Regions from separate parts of the Homo sapiens genome. Here region 1 is linked to region 2. The links are chromatin loops, found by intact Hi-C in ENCODE. Cell type or tissue: IMR-90. All regions are shown on one strand. Links, peaks and the distances in the headings refer to the core of each region. The heading gives the core; the rest is flanking DNA.

What was found. A loop is a pair of places that touch in the nucleus more often than their neighbours do. Peaks named below come from ENCODE experiments on the same cell type or tissue, not always from the same donor. Only the 100,000 strongest peaks of a DNase experiment are listed, where the experiment ranks them.
Region 1: a loop joins it to region 2, with 5 times the contacts of the local background. A loop is called at or near these places in 3 of 110 quality-filtered maps.

The regions. Positions count from the first base shown.
Region 1 is chr2:208,070,517-208,074,385 of GRCh38, forward strand. LOC105373854 (a long non-coding RNA gene) reads left to right here. Exons shown (of 4, transcript XR_923815.3): 3 at 1,747-1,844. LOC124905439 (small nucleolar RNA U13) reads right to left here and starts at 3,646; the gene lies at 3,545-3,646. In IMR-90, for the core only: a CTCF peak has its summit at 1,959 (motif pointing left); a DNase peak (open chromatin) is centred at 1,945.
Region 2 is chr2:207,486,502-207,490,370 of GRCh38, forward strand. No RefSeq gene overlaps it. Among named protein-coding and RNA genes, the nearest start is that of CREB1, 42 kb to the right of the region's middle. In IMR-90, for the core only: a CTCF peak has its summit at 1,667; a DNase peak (open chromatin) is centred at 1,610; H3K27ac peaks cover 182 bases.

The sequences.
Region 1 (3,869 bases), core at 679-3,178, 580 kb after region 2:
CCTGGGCGACAGAACGAGACTTCATCTCAAAAAAAAAAAAAGAAAAAATTTATATTTTGTAAAGATGGTGTCTTACTATGTTGCCCAGGCTGGTCTCAAACTCCTGGCCTCAAGTGATCCTCCCAGCTCAGCCTCCCAAAGTGCTGGGATTCTAGTCATGAGGCACCTCCTCTGGCCTGTCTGCTTCCCTTTAAGGAAGCTTCTAGGAAGTCCCACTGAACATATCCGTTTACATCCCATTAGCCAGAAACATGGCCACATCCTGCTGCTAGTGAGGCTGAGAAATATGACTGATATACTGGGCAGGAAAGTTTCCAGCTAGGCCGCGCGCAGTGGCTCACACCTGTAATCCCAGCACTTTAGAAGGCCAAGGCAGGTGGATCACCTGAGACCACGAGTTCGAGATCACCCTGGCCAACATGGTGAAGCCCCGTTTCTACAAAAAATACAAAAATTAGCTGGGTATGGTGGCGCATGCCTGTAATCCCAGCTACTCGGGAGGTTGAGGCATGAAAATTGCTTGAACCCGGAAGGCGTAGGTTGCAGTGAGCTGAGATCATGCCACTGCACTCCAGCCTGGGCGACAGAGAGAGACTCTGTCTCCATCAAACAAACAAACAAACAAACAAACAAACAAAACCCAAAACATTTCCAGCCAAAGATCAGGGTTCTGTTTTGCATGTTGGGAAGGGCAGACAGGAATGAGTGGTCAAAGAGGTCTTTTCCTAGGAAGCAACAATTTGGAACTTGAATGATAAGAAGCCTCCAGTTAGATGATGGAAGCAGAATGTTTCAGGCAAGGGAAACAGCAAATGGAAAATGGCAATTTCATGGAAACAAGAAAGTCTGAAACATAATGAGAAGGAAAGGAGATTAGTCTGGGATAATAGATAATGGCTAGACCACACAGGCCTTTACCTGTCAGAGAATTGCTTTCATTTTTTAAAAAACTGAAAATTTTTAATTGCATTGGGATTTTTTTCTTTTTTTTGACTGAGTCTCACTCTATCACCCAGGGTGGAGTGCAGTGGCATGATCTCAGCTCACTGCAACTTCTGCCTCTTGGGTTCAAGTGATTCTCATGCCTCAGCCTCCTGCATAGTTGGGATTACAGGCGTGTGCCACCATGCCTGGCTAATTTTTGTAGTTGTAGTATAGATGAGGTTTCATCATAATGGCCAGGCTGGTCTCAAACTCCTGACCTCAGGTGATCTACCCACCTTGGCCTCCCAAAGTGCTGGGATTACAGGTATGAGCCACTGTACCCAGCCTGCAGTGGGAATTAATTTTAAAGGAAGGAAGTGACATGACTTAGAGTCTCGCTAGTGCTGATATATAGTAGATGTTAAAGAAATCTATCCTTAAGTACGCTGGAAATATCTTGGTTTTTAATCCTGATTACATCCCTAATCATTTAATGGGATGTGGGAAATTATTGATTGTTTTGCCTTATGTCTATAGGCAACATATAAAATTATATTTGTTCATCAGCTGCCTGAATAAAACCAATAATCCATGAGGTAGATCCACAGTAGCATGCTTTCCGTAGAGGATGTGGGGTACAGCAGATATGAGGCACTTGTGTGTTTGTGTGGAGGGGAGTACTAATAAATAAGAAAACGTCACATGTGTATGTATCTGTGCTTGAGGCAGCTCTTTGAGGATGTGTGCAAATCAAGAAAAGGGCTTTTATTTTGATTCCTTTAATTGTGCCTTATTAACTTTTTTTCTTTTTTCTTTATTAAGGTCAGTAGGCATTTGGTAGGAATCTGCATCAAACTGTTGGGCAATGGTAGACAGCAACATTGACGTCTGTAAATTTACACTTGGATTCTTAGTTTCTGGTGAGTAGTTTGTGCTCCTTCAACACTCAGTGAGAGATGATGATAAGCAAACCTTCAGCCTTCAGCTTTCCTGATGCAGTAGGAATTGCCACAAATGCCTGGCTGTGGTCGCCCTCTACTGGACGAATTAAGCCTAACGTTTAAAAGCCACCAGACCACTGTTCCCTTTATAATATCCTCTTCTGCCAAAGCCTACTCACCCTTTAGGTCTGAGAGAGGCCTCTCAGCATCCCCCCTTTCTCTCACCATCTCTGATATGTGTGTTCGTATGACTATTTGATTGACGTCTGTCTCCTCCCTTTCTGCATAGGCTGTAGTCTGCATGAGGGCAGGGACTCTGTTTGCCTCCGAGTGCCTGACACCATTCTTCAATAAATATGTGTTAAATGGATGAATAAAGGAGGAATGAAGGGCCCAAATGTCAAGAGTGAGCCTTTCACACTTCACTCTAGCTGACTGCAGCACGTAGGAGAAAATATAAATTCAAGGCATCTATCCTGCAAATTTTTTTCAAGCAACTTACGCTACTCTTAAAAACCCTGTTTATTAAAGTATTACATATATACAGAAAAGTGCACACATTGTAAGTGTCTAGTTCAATGAATTTTCAAAAACTGGTCACACCCCTGTAACCAGTACACAGATCAAGAAACAGAATGTCACCAGAAACCCAGAAACCCACCCGTGCCCTTGTGATTTTAACAGTATAGAGTTCTTTTGCATGTTTTTATATTTTATAAAAATGAAATCATACAATATGTACTTTTTTGCATCTGGCTTCTTTTCTTCTTTTTTTATTTTTTGTTTTTTTGTTTGTTTGTTTTGTTGTTTTTTTTTTTTTGAGACAGAGTCTCATTCTTGTCGCTGGAGTACAGTGGCATGATCTTGCTCACTGCACCCCCTGGGTTCAAGTGATTCTCATGCCTCAGCCTTCTGAATAGCTGGGACCACAGGCATGCATCACCACACCTGGCTAATTTTTGCATTTTTCTGTAGAGATGGGATTTCGCCATGTTTCCCAGGCTGGTCTTGAACTCATGAGCTCAAGTAATCGGCCTGCCTCAGCCTCCCAAAGTGCTGGGATTACAGGTGGGAGACACCACACCCAGCCTTGAAAACACATTTCAATATTTTGTTAAAGATGAGCAGAAAAGGGCCAGGAGCGGTGGCTCACACCTATAATCCCAGCACTTTGGGAGGCCAAGGTGGGCAGATCACGAGGTCAAGAGTTCAAGACCAGCCTGGTCAACATGGTGAAACCCCGTCTCTACTAAGAATACAAACATTAGCCAGGCATGGTAGCGTGTGCCTGTAATCCCAGCTGCTAGGGAGGCTGAGGCAGGAGAATCACTCGAACCCAGGAGGCGGAGGTTGCAGTGAGCTGAGATCGCGCCACTGCACTCAAGCCTGGGCAACAGAGCAAGACTCCGTCTCGAAAAAAAAAAGAAAAAAAGGTGAGCAGAAAAAGTTAATAGTGATTTTCCTTGGTAAAGCCTTAAGGTTTATACCAAAATCATAATCATAGAGCAGATGGCTGGAATAATACAAGATAAAGTTCACTCAACTTTAACAGTGCCTTCCCAGTATGGAAGGAATACAGAAGCTTCTTTCTCATGGGGAGGTGGTTGTGTTGAGGTGGCAAGGGCACTAAACTTATGATCAGAAGAACTAGGACTGAGTTTTGTTGTTGTTGTTGTTCAGGTTGGATGGGTAATGTGCCAGCGCTGTAACAAGGTTCAGAGGGAGGCACATATCACACTTAGGCACAAACACCAAATCATGCTCCTGAACTACAAAAGGAGTGAGTTTTACTTGGCCAGTTACCATTTCTGAGCTTCGGGTAGGTCATTCACTCTCTGAGTTTCATCTGTTAAAATGGACATGCCAATATCTGTCCCATAGAATTGTGTAGGGGAGGAAAAAAATATTTTTTCCTCTACTCTTTCTGATTCTTAGCACAAAAGATAGATTAACAAACTTATTTAAGTTTTACATGACATGGGAAGCTTCATAAGGAAATGAAGA
Region 2 (3,869 bases), core at 573-3,072:
GTTTGCTCACCACTGTTTTTGAGATGCATTCATGTTTACATGGCTGTAGTTAATTCATTTTTAGTTGCAGCATTCTATTATGTGAATTATATGTTTCTATTCATTGGTATTCTATTACTATTACCACTCATTATAGTCTTCAATTGTGGTCATCAATTACGTAACTATATCATAATTTGTTTCTTAATTCTCCTAAGGAACAGAATAAGTGGATGATAGAATATGAGCATTTTTAACTCTAAAGAGAAATTTAGTAACAATTAATAATCAAACCAATTTATACCATTTATACTCCTACTAACAGAGGTTGAGAGCTCCAGTGTTTCATCATCTCAGAAACACTTTTCACATCTTTGTCAAACTTTTCCATTTTTGCCCATGTGATGGAGGTAATATTTAATCTCATTTTTATCATGGTCTATATACACAGATTGAAAACATTTTCTTTTTTTTTTTTTTTTTTTTTTTTTTTGAGACGGAGTCTTGCTCTGTCACCCAGGCTGGAGTGCAGAGGCGCGATCTCGGCTCACTGCAAGCTCCGCCTCCCGGGTTCACGCCATTCTCCTGCCTCAGCCTCCAGAGTAGCTGGGACTATAGGCGCCCGCCACCACGCCCGGCTAATTTTTTGTATTTTTAGTAGAGATAGGGTTTCACCGTGTTAGCCAGGATAGTCTCGATCTCCTGACCTTGTGATCCGCCCACCTCGGTCTCCCAAAGTGCTGGGATTACAGGCGTGAGCCACCACGCCCGGCAAAAACATTTTTGCAAAAAGATCTTATAGGTCAGTGGTTCTCAAAATGTGTTCTGGGGACCTCTGAGATCTATACAGGTAGTCACTGAGGTCAAAACTATTTCATAATAATACCAAGATGTCATTTGCCTTTTTAACTCTCATTCTTTTACAAGTGTACGGTGGAGTATTCCAGAGGCTATCTGACTTGTGACATGTGATACTGCAACAGACTGAGTAGAGATGCAGATATGAGGATCCAGCTATCTTTTTATTAAGCCAGACACTGAGGAGATTTGCAAAAATGTAAAGCAATGCCACCAGAATTATTTTTGTTTTGGAAGAATTAACTATGTTTTATTTTTAAATCATGTTAACTATAATGGGTCTATTATTGTTCTTATAAGAATAAATACTTTTAATGTTTCAGTTTTAATTTCTTATGTGGTAAATATTACTAGATATACATATAAGCAAGAGCTCTTTGGGGTCCTCAATAATATTTTAAGAGTATAAAGGAGACCTTATGAGGCCAAAAAGTTGGAAAATTGCTGTTACAGGTCATACCCTTTTCTCATCATTCCTACTCAAATGAATGCCAGCTGACACTTAGAGGGTGCTGTGTGCAGATGGGGCATTGTGCTAAGTGCTCAAGGGTCACTTTTCCTTTAACCCTTATGATACTCTTGTAAGCAGGTGCTGTGATCAGCTGCACTTGAAGGACAGTAAGCTGAGGCTTGGGGCAGCTGGATAGAGTGCCGGGGACACACAGCCAGCAAGGGAAGCCATTCCAGCTACTGTCCTCCCATCCTCTCCAGTTTTCTTCTCTTAGTCATTCTCTGAGTCAGCCAGCTTGAAGCCATCTACGCTTCTTTGACTCATCCCTCTCCTTTTTTCTTGAAATGATCTACATTCCCTTCTGAAAGCAGCAGAGGGACTCAAGGTTTGGACGCTGGGTTCCTGGAGCTGCAGCCGCCAGTAAGTGTGGCGAGGTCCCAGGCTTCCAGGCAATAGAGCAGGGAGCCAAGGGGGATGTGCAAGAGGAAACCCAGGAAACAGACCCTCCAAAAGGGCAAAACAAAGGGGGAAAACATATTTGGTAGTCAGGTTCTAGAAGGAACGATTGCTGAGGCCCTGGAAAGGTAGATCCCTTTCTTCCGGGATCAGGCCCACGAGACGGGCGGAAATATTAATCATACTCCTCAATCTCTATTCCCACTCACTTACTTCATTCGGCAAATACAATGGTGTGATAAGTGGGCAGTGATGGGGTAATAATAACAATAACATTTATTGGGCACTTACTATGGGAAAGTGACTATTTTAAATACTTCGTGGATATTAACTCATTTAATCCTCATCTGAATCCAGTGAAGTAAGTACTTGTCTTACACGTGGAAAAACTGAGGCACAGAAAAGAAACATCAGAGTGTAAGGGAGTGAGCAGGAGAGGCCCTTAACTTGCCCCTGGGGGAAAAGGTGATGAAGAAAAGCTTCTCAGATATGGCACATGTATTCGTTTCCTATCGGTGCTGTAGCAAATTACCAGAAACTTAGTTATTTATTACATTTTTTCATAGGTGGTTTTCAATGGCCTACAGAAACTTAGTTATTTAAAACAACATTTATTGTTACAGATTTATTATCTGACAGCTCTGGAGGTCAGAAGTCTGAAGTGGACTTCACTGGGCCAAAATCAAGGTTGTTGGCAGGGCCGTGCTTTCTCTGGAAACTCTAGAGGACAATCTGTGTCCTTGCTTTTCTGGTTTCTAGAGATTACCTACATTCTTTTGGTTCATGACTCCTTCCTCTAGCTTCAAAGCCAGTAGCATAGCATTGCCTCTCTCACTTTGTTTTTTTGTTTTTGAGACAGGGTCTCACTCTGTCACTTAGGCCAGAATGCAGTGGCACAATCTTGACTCACTGCAACCTCCAACCCCCAGGCTCAAGCAACACTCCCATCTCAGCCTCCCGAGAGGCTGGGACTACAGGCGCCACTACTGGTACTTTTTGTATTTTTTTTTTTTGTGGAGATGGGGTTTCGCCATGTTGCCCAGGCTGGTCTTGAACTCCTGGACTGCAGTGATCCTCCTGCCTCAGCCTCCCAAAGTGCTGGGCTTACAGACATGAGCCACGGCACCCGGCCAGCATTCCCTCCCTGATATCTGTGTCTGGCCTTAAATCTCCTCCCTCCCTCCAGTGCAATGCCTCCCTCTGATAAGAACCCTTGTGATTACATGGGTCCCACCTGGACAATCCAAGCTATTTGCTCATCTCAAGATCCTTAACTTGAACACATTTGCAAAGTCCTTTTTGCCATGTTAGGTAACACATTCACTGGTTCTGGGGATTAGGATGTGGACATCCTGGGTTGCGGGGGGGCATTATTCAGTCATTTAACTAATCCTGGCTGATATTTATTGAAAGTCTACCATGTGCACTCTTCTAGGCACTAGGGAGGTAGTGATAAATAAGATCCGAAGACTGCCTAGGAGTCAACCAGGTGAAACAGGATGAGGGAAAATGTGCTCTAGGCAGAAAGAACAGTATAGACCCAGAGAGGGAAGAGAGCAGCTCCCTCCAGAACATGGGGTTCAGCCTGTCTATTAAGCATTGGCTATCCCTGGCTGCTTATTAGGAACTGCTGGGGAGATTCTTTACCAAAGCTTCCTCTGCCCCCGTCCCTGTCCCCAAGTTCTGACATCAGAGATGGGACCTGGGCATCTATCTGGTATTCTAACATGCAGCCAGGAGAAAAATCATTGGTCAGCAGAGTGGCATGAAAGGACACAGGTGCCTAAGGCTGGGCATGGTGGCTCACACTTGTAATCCCAGCACTTTGGGAGGCCAAGAAGGGCAGATCACTTGAGGCCAGGAGTTCAAGACCAGCCTGGGCAACACAGCGAAACCCCGTCTCTACTAAAAATACAAAAATTAGCCAGGCATGGTGCCGCATACCTGCAGTCCCAGCTACTCAGGAGGTTGAGGCACGAAAATCGCTTGAACCTCAGGAGGCGCAGGTTGCAGTGAGCCGAGCACTCCAGCCTGAGCAACAGAGTGAGACTCTGTCTCAAGGACACTGATGCCTAGTCATGGGGCTGGAGAGAAAAGCAAGAACCAGCTCATGAAAAATCTTGTA